Linked DNA regions of Homo sapiens: region 2 is linked to region 1. The links are chromatin loops, found by intact Hi-C in ENCODE. Cell type or tissue: OCI-LY7. All regions are shown on one strand. Links, peaks and the distances in the headings refer to the core of each region. The heading gives the core; the rest is flanking DNA.

Region 1 (4,407 bases), core at 234-4,233:
TGTTTTCTTCCAAGAAAACCCTATCATTTCTTATTCTTTTTATATCAGGATACATAATACGACATATTAAGAAGTTTAAAAAAGTCAACTCCCCAGATTGGTCAAATTATGCTGAATAAACAAGTAGTTGAGTACTCTCTATTCAAGCTTGTATTTGCTTTTTAAAAGAGATGATAAATAAACAGCTGACATCTGAACTAAAGAGTTCAAGGCAACAATCCCTATTTGCAGCTCCTAAATCCTCAAATTTCTAACAACCATAAGGGTTTTTTTATTTCTTTTTGTTTACTTGTTTTTTGTTTGTTGTCTTTTAATAATCCTTTGGTAGCAAGCCTTACCTGACCTCTACAGTCCTATTAGGGCTCTTATGTAATATATGGAATATACCCTTATTACTTTTATAAAATCTGAAAAATCCTGAACTTGAAAACTGTGGACATTCATTCAATTGAGGTGAGGATCCAAGACATTAGAAGAACAAACAGGTGTATATATATTTAAGTAAGGAAATTAGGCAAATCACAATCTCTATAGCACTGATTTCATCATTTGGAAAATGAAGGAGTTGCACAAAAATATGCTTGACAGTAATTAAACTCTAGGATTCTACCTGATCAATTTATATCCTGATATATAACAAATTATGTTGAATTTTGGATTATGTTGAATTTTTATAAAATTATAGGTATTTAGCTTTGCCAATAATGTGTGACAAACATGCATTATTAGCTGTGTCTTCCTATATAATAAGGTTTAGTACCTGCTTTGCCAAACACAGAAGATATGCCTTCCATAATGGCCTTGTGGATATCAGGATGAGAAAGGACGTATGCAAGTGTCCAAAATGCAACCTTAAAAAGAAAAACATATATCAAAAATATGAACTTCTTTGAAGGTGAACAAAAGCATATTTAGTATTAGCCATACATATATTTTTTAAAAAGGATGATGTTTAAATTAACCTTAAGAGCACATTAGTAGAAAGCATATTTTGAAAACAACTAGATATTATTAATAAGAGATATGTAATATATCTCCAAGAAGCCAGATTTAAATTTTTATTTTGTCACTATAATTTAACTATATAATTTAAATAGATTAAACATCTATCTTCACTAAAAATGAGAAAAGTTGTTATTTTTACTAATGAGTAACACAAAATATTATATAGGCATATATTAAATTTTCAGAAGCAACTAGTTATGACACTTAAGAATATTAATCCAAAACAAAAACATTTCTTAAGATTTAATTTCCTTAGAATACAAGTGAATTAGCACATTTTATATTCTGCAACTGAAACACAGTAGTTTTAAATAAGCCCAGGAAAATGCAGCAGGAAACCATCCCGTAAACTAAATTATGAGAGTACTCAATGTCAAAAACAAAGTCCTTTTTTTTGGCTTTTTTTGGCTCTGAATTAGTAAATAAAAGAAAAAAAATTTTTGAGTCCTTTCACACTTGAATGCTATTGAATATAGTATATTTGCACATTTTCTCTCTTGGCCACTCAAACTTATTTCATATCTTTCCTCGTTGTGGTATTACAAGATAAAATCATACTGCTTTACATCTTAAAAATTAACTTCCTCCTCAGGTAAATAGTTTTGCTTCTATTCTTAGGTTACGTAATAAAGAAAACCTGTATAAAATCATCCAAAGAAGTGTGGGTTTCACTTTCATTTTTTTCTAAATACATTTATTATGAAAGAGATTTCATCTAGGAGAATTGGTCCTGAAATGATTCATGCAATATTTTGACTAAATTTAGTCTGTCTCTTTTGTGAGGTAACATTATGTACCTTTAAATAATACCAATACTCCCCTCTGTGGTCAAAAGAGGAAGAGCAATTGTCCGAAAAGAAGTGCTCAAATAAGCCAAATTCAATACTGTTCATTATTTTTCCCTTTCTAACTTTAAATTGATAGTGCAAGGATAAATATGGTACTGTTTACATAAACGATGTGAATAGGGGAACCAAGGGTCCTCAATTTAGAGGCTTTCTTTCAGGAGTGTTATCCAGATTAAGAAAGATTTATCCTAGAGATTTTCTAGTTCATTTTTACAGATGATGAAACAGATGCTCAGAGAACTATCTTGTCCTGTCTCTACTCAGGCCCCCTTTCTACTATTAACTACAGATAAAAGTGCTAAATTACTGAATTCAATTAATAACTACTCCATACTCACTTCATCTTACTTGAAGAGTCAGAGTTCATGTTGGGGAAAAAAATAGTGATAAGACATAATGTATTAGTCTGTTTTCACACTTCTTTATAAAGAATTCCCTGAGACTGGGTAATTTATAAACAAAAGAGGTTCAACTGACTCACAGTTCTGCATGGGTGGGGAGGCCTCAGGAAACTTACAATCATGGCAGAAGGCAAATGGGAAGCAAGGCACATCTTACACGGTGGCAGAAGAAGGGGGTGGGGAAAATGGCCAAACACTTTTAAAGCATCAGATATTATGAGAACTCACTCACTATCACAAGGACAGCCTGGGGAAAACTGTCCCCATTATCCAATCACCTCCCACCAGGTCCCTCCCTTTACATGTGGGGATTACAATTCAAGATGAGATGCGGGTGGGTACACAGAGCCAAGCCATATTACTTAGATTTTCAGTTACGCAAAACGGATGTTCATAGTTGTATGTGCCTAAATATAGCTTTAGAGATTCAATAAAATTGGATACTACTTTTTAAATGACAAACATAAGCAATTTAGCTAAACTACAAATGGCTGTTACTTTTATTTATTTATTTTTTTTTTTTTTGAGACAGAGTCTCGCTCTGTTGCCTAGGCTGGAGTGCAGTGGCGCAATCTCGGCTCACTGCAAGCTCCGCCTCCTGGGTTCACACCATTCTTCTGCCTCAGCCTTCCGAGTAGCTGGGACTACAAACACCTGCCACCACGCATGGCTAATTTTTTGTATTTTTAGTAGAGACAGGGTTTCACCGTGTTAGCTAGGATGATCTCGATCTCCTGACCTTGTGATCCGCCCGCCTCAGCCTCCCGAAGTGCTGGTATTACAGGCGTGAGCCACTTTTTTTTAATGTCTCCTTTTTCCTTAACAGATTACAGTTTTTAAAATTTTTTCTATTTTTAAAAAAGCCAAAGTATTTTTAAAAGATAAAAAGGCATATAAAATAGTTAATAAAAGTTTATATGTATTACTACATCAATAAGCAAGAATAAGTGACTTTGAGGTCTTTGTGCACCCACATTTGGGAAAGGGGTTGAAAACTGCTCCCAACAGTACCAATTAGTATTTTGTAAAACAGTTCAAGTCCAAGGTCAGAGATGGGCAAGAAGAAGAAGGGCCACTCAGCTCACTGAACTGCAGAAGCAGCCACCATAATGTCATTCCATTGTTTTGGAGAGGTAAGAACAAATGAGAGAAAGGGCAAGGAGGAAAACTCTGTATCTTTGCTGTGTCAAAGAGAAGATGAATTGAGTGTGTTCTTTGGTACTGATTTATCTATTCAAAAAGAGATTTTGATGGAGTCTTCATACCATGCCAGAGAGTCTTCTACCGATCATGGTAAACACAAATATGTTGGGAGATAATTCCTGTCCAAAGTATTTTCACATTTAGTTGGGCATATGAATACATATTGGAGAAAAATGAACGAAATGTACAAGACAGTGAGAGAGCAAACACATGTTACAAAAAATAAATACTGTGGGAGTTGAGAGTGGGATGGGGTAGCAATTGCTACTGAAAGTATTTAGAAAGAATGTAAGAGATGCAGCAGATAAAAAAGGTAAAATGTCAGCTTTGTGATTGGTTTGGAGAAATCTTCTAAAAAAATCATTTGGCAGTCAGAAATTTCTTGGAACTTAGAAATGGTTTTCCCATAAAAATAATTTCATAAATTATAGTTAATATCTTGGGCCACAATGGAGCCTCCTAGTGACCCAGTGCCTAACCCATCTGAAGCCTGAGCTCTGAGTCCTATGGGCCTTGAGGCAGAGTACAAAGTAGGAGAGAGGAGATATAGATATACTCTGGGCTCCAGGAAAAGACAGGCCCCACCACCTACACCTCTGGTAGGGCTTCTGGTATTCTCAGCAGCAATAAAGGTCACTAAAGCAGAATAGCAGTGGATATTCCCACTCTGGGGCCTTTGAGCCATCAAATATTTGGAAGCCTATGTTCAGTATTAACGGGCCATTGAAAATAATGATTGACTGAAACTAGGGAGATAATTTTTGTAAGGGAAGAAAACTAGCATTTATTGAAGACCTATGCTGAACCAGGTGCTATTAGCCACAATCTATTTCTTACCAAAATAATCCTTACAACAACCCTTTAAGGTAGGTATAGCATTAATCCCATTTTACAGATAAGGGCACTGAGGCTTGGGCAGGTTAAACAATTGGCCCACTGTTACCCAGTGC
Region 2 (4,407 bases), core at 151-4,150, 540 kb before region 1:
TACTTCAGTTTTATAGTACTCCACAAGAAACACACATTTAGCTTGAAATATATACACAGCTGTCATTTTGAATTTCTTGGATTCCTGTGTAGTGTCAAAGATGTATGTATTTTATATCAAGAAGATTTCTTTCTGATTATGAAGATAGTTTATGTTTACTATAGAAAAAGATAAGAAAAATAATCTGCATTTCCACTACCCAAAGATAATTATGTTAACATTCTCTAACTCCTTTTCTACCCATAAGTATCTATATTTTTAAAATTGAAATCATGTACATTTTTATTCTTTTTTAAAAAGAAAGAAGACATTATATAATGTGTATACATTAAATTTAAGCATTTATACAAGACCAGCAAATATTTTCAAATGGTAAATACTCAAATACTAGCTAATCTCATTTGTTGATTTAGAAGATTCAAAGATATCTTTCTTTATTTTTGAGCCAAATGACTTTTTAAAAGGCAGAGGATTTTGCTTGAACAAGTGATCGTCCCAACAAATCAGGTAATAAATAAGAACATCTTCTCTCATTCTTGTCCCTATGCACTTCCCAGGCTGTGATATGGTGACTTTACAAAGCACAAAGGGTAATTAATGCTTGCAGCAGGGAAGGGCTCACTTAATGTTTTGCATGGTGCCTTAAGATTTTGTCTAATTTTCCTTTAAATTTACCTATTAATAGATACTGTACTCAATTGATCTATGCATATTTAAATTCTATTTTGGTGTTGGTTTACATTTGGGTAAGGAGTGGGTAGAAGTAGGGGACAAAGAAGGCAAATTACAGAATTGTGGCACTAGAAAAAGCAACCATCAAGGTTTTAGTGAAGTATTTATTGTTTAACAGAAGTCATGAAGATGAAGGGAGAATGAACTGCATATTGTTTTAGCAAAATGCAACATGGAGTAAGAAAAACTTTGGTGCCAAACAGATCTCAGTGTAAATGCTGCCTCTACTGCTTGCTTATGCAGGTGACCTTGGGCACAATCATCTAAATTTTCCCAGTCTTCATTTTCTTATTTGTAAAAATGAAGGTAACATGCTTCAGGAGGTTAAGGAACATTCTAGAACCCTATGCAATAATGTTTGTGGCCAGACGATTTCAGGAGGGTCCATGAACTCTCAGAAATGTTAACTATCACTGTGATTCATTCCACTTTCCCTGCCTGGATACTCACACCTCGCATGCCCATGTGGGAGGGGTAGAATTTGCTATCGGGTGACACAAATCCTTTTCTTTATTGTGGGTAGAAAGATTAAATGACATACAATATGTAAAATCTTGAAGCCTGGCAGATTACACAGGTGTGTTCAGTGACTGTTTCCTCCCCTTCTCCCACAACTAAGCCACATCAACTTTCTTATGAGTTCACAATGAAGATTCTGGAGGGGAAAAAATAATGTACGGGTAACATGAGTAATTTCAACATGTGAGCATATTAATGGAACTTAGTTCTGCTTTGTATTCCATTTATTATTATACATTTTGGGACATATTTTCTTTTAACGACGCTGATAGTTACTCTAAATCTTGATGATTACATTTTGCAGTAATTGCCACCTTCAAAAGACATTAACAGACAGTATTTTTCGTGATTTGCACAGGAATGCAGTAAGCCAGGCTGCTTTCTGCTGTTTGTAATAAGATTAGGGTGCATGTCCCCCAACAGCTGACACTAAACTTCTAGCACTAAAATTTGCTTCCATTACTTAAAAACGACAACAAAAAACGAAATATATGCTCTATAAAAAAGTAGGTCTGTAGAGTTAGAAAAATACCAGATGTCTATAATTGAAGCTGATGGCAGATAATACAATAAAAATGAACACGTTTTATATCAAAGGTAAAAACTTGAAATATCCAAGAAGGGATCAGGTGTGAAATCACCTTCAGGATTTGAAAACTCTGAATGTTTTTCTGCATGTATAATCCACCAGGTGGCACTGTTGCCTGCTTTCGGCTCCGACCCCAACGCCTCCTCCAGAGCTGAGTTTGTTTAGGTCTAGGTCAGAGCTAGTTCATAGATTCGTCAACTTGATGGGTTTTTTTTTTTTTTCCACTTCCCAATTATTTTGCTTTGAAGATAAAATGCCTCAAATTCTAAACTTATGTTAAAAATATTTGATCTATGTGTCACTTTAGTTTGGAGCTCAATTCGCCTTTTACTTATTTTTTACAGTTCATTTAACAACCCACATTTAATTTTTAAAAAATGTTTAGATTGACAAGTAAAAATTGTATATACTTATGATGCACAACACGATGCCTTAATATGTGTATACATTGTGGAATAGTCAAATCAAGCCACTTAACATACGTATTAACTCACATACTTATTTTTTGCCTGTGCAATGAGAACACTTAAAATCTATTCTTTTAGAAATTTTCAAATATACAATGCATTAAATTAAGTTTAACCTAAAGCTGACTTCTTACATGTTTTAGGTTCAGCCTAAAGGTTTCTCTGTACATAGTGAAATGTAACCTAATGTGGTGTGTAAACAGACTGTAACCTACTCTTGCAACAATCAGCAAGTTTTGGCCAAAGATGGGCAACTCTTCAAACTTGTGATCAAATAAGGCAAACAACAAGCTGTTATCAATCCAGCTGTTTAGGTACCTCACCTCCATTTTCTGGAGGTCACTTTCCTTTTTCTGTCTGTAAATCCTCTCCAACCACATGGCAGCGCGAAGTTGCTCTGAACCTATTCTGGTTGGGGATGCTGCCTGATTCACACATCTTCTTTGAGCGATTAAGCTCTACTGAATTTAATTTGTTTAAGGTATTTTAACACATGTATTGTAGTACTAGATGGGTACAATATGTCTCTTGAACTTATCCCTCCTGTCTAACTCAAATTTTGCATCTTTGACCAACATCTCCCAAGTCCCCTAACCCACCAACCTCTTGCCACCACCATGTTACTCTCAGTTTCTATGAGTTTCACTGTTTTACACTCCACATATAAGTGAGATCATGTGGTAGTATTTGTTTTTCTGTCCTGGCTTATTTCACTTAACATAATGTCCTCCAGTTTCATCCATGTGGTTGCAAATGACAGGATTTCCTTTTTTTTAAAGGCTAAACAGGGCTTAGCATGGTGGCTCATGCCTGTAATCCCAGCACTTTGGGAGTCTAAGGCAGGAGGATTACCTGAGCTCAGTTGAAGACCACCCTGGGCAACAGGGAAAGACCCCATCTCTGCAAAGATTAAAAAATAAAAATTAACTGGATATGGCAGTGCATGCCTGTGGTCCCAGCTACTTGGGAGGTTGAGGAGGGAGGATTGCTTGAGCCCAGGAGGTCGAGGCTGCAGTGAGCCATGTTCATACCAAAAAATGCCAAATATAATTCCATTGTGTATATATGTCACATTTTCTTTATCCATTCATCTGTTGTTGGACAGAGGTTAATTCCATATCTTAGGTATTGTGAATAATGCCTCAATAAGCATGAGAGTGCAGATATATTTTTGACATACTGATTTTATATCCTTTAGATATATAGCCAGTAGAGGAATTACTGGACCTTATGGTAGTTCTATTTTTAATATTTTTAGGAACCTCCATACTGTTCTCAATATGGCTGTACTAATTGACATTCCTACCAACAGTGGGCAAGCGTCCCCTTTTCTCCTCATCCTCACCAACACTTGTTATCTTTCCTCTTTTTGATGATAGCCATTCTAGCCGGTGTGAGGTGATAACAACTCTTAGGAGCTTGTGAAGAACATTCAATCTTCACAACTACTCTATACGCAATTCATTTTTCTATTGTACACCTGAGGAAATTGAGTTTTGGGTAAATTGATTTGTCCAAGGTCAGGCAGACAATAAGCAGAGAAGCCAGACCTGAATCCAAGAGTATTTGAATCCAAAACCCACGTTTTCACACTATAATAACTCAGTTTCCTACAGGAAATGATTATTAAATTCTAATGGTGTCTTCTGAGACTTGCTAGAGAAACAAGAACAAGATAAGCATTTTTAAACAATGCCAATTACAAAAGTATTTTGCAGGTTTTCTCAAGTCTTCCTCATGATTATTATTTTTTTCTCTTTAATGTTTATTTTTCTAGAGTCAATCTACAGACTAACCTAAAATGTGTTTTATTCCTGCCCTGATTCTACCTAAGTAATAAAGTATCCATAAAACTTTAACTCAAGTCTTGGCTCCTACCATTCATAACATTCAAACTAAACAGAAAATAAGTAGTGGCGTATCTCTAAATTCCAGATAATCCACACCAAAATCAGAATTATTCCCTTTTGTGTGTGTGTGTGTGTGTATACATATCTGTATTTATACACGTGAAATTATATTTGCAATCAATTTCCCTGCTAGTATTTGTTGCACCTTTGGTGACTTTACTATATCTTGTTGTTCTCAGTTTCTTTATTA

The links. Hi-C counts contacts between places; a loop is a spot of excess contacts. Peaks named below come from ENCODE experiments on the same cell type or tissue, not always from the same donor. Only the 100,000 strongest peaks of a DNase experiment are listed, where the experiment ranks them.
Region 2: it touches region 1 in a loop (17-fold over the local background); 49 of 110 quality-filtered maps call a loop at or near these places.

What each region holds. Positions count from the first base shown.
Region 1 is chr6:46,624,658-46,629,064 of GRCh38, forward strand. It overlaps CYP39A1 (cytochrome P450 family 39 subfamily A member 1), which reads right to left. Exons shown (of 12, transcript NM_016593.5): 7 at 761-851. Among named protein-coding and RNA genes, the nearest start is that of CYP39A1, 26 kb to the right of the region's middle. In OCI-LY7, for the core only: CTCF peaks have their summits at 1,835 and 2,037; DNase peaks (open chromatin) are centred at 1,814, 2,544 and 2,943; H3K4me3 peaks cover 1,613 bases; H3K27ac peaks cover 3,519 bases.
Region 2 is chr6:46,088,359-46,092,765 of GRCh38, forward strand. It overlaps a transcript of CLIC5 not described here. Among named protein-coding and RNA genes, the nearest start is that of ENPP4, 39 kb to the right of the region's middle. In OCI-LY7, for the core only: CTCF peaks have their summits at 1,946 (motif pointing right) and 2,160; a DNase peak (open chromatin) is centred at 1,963.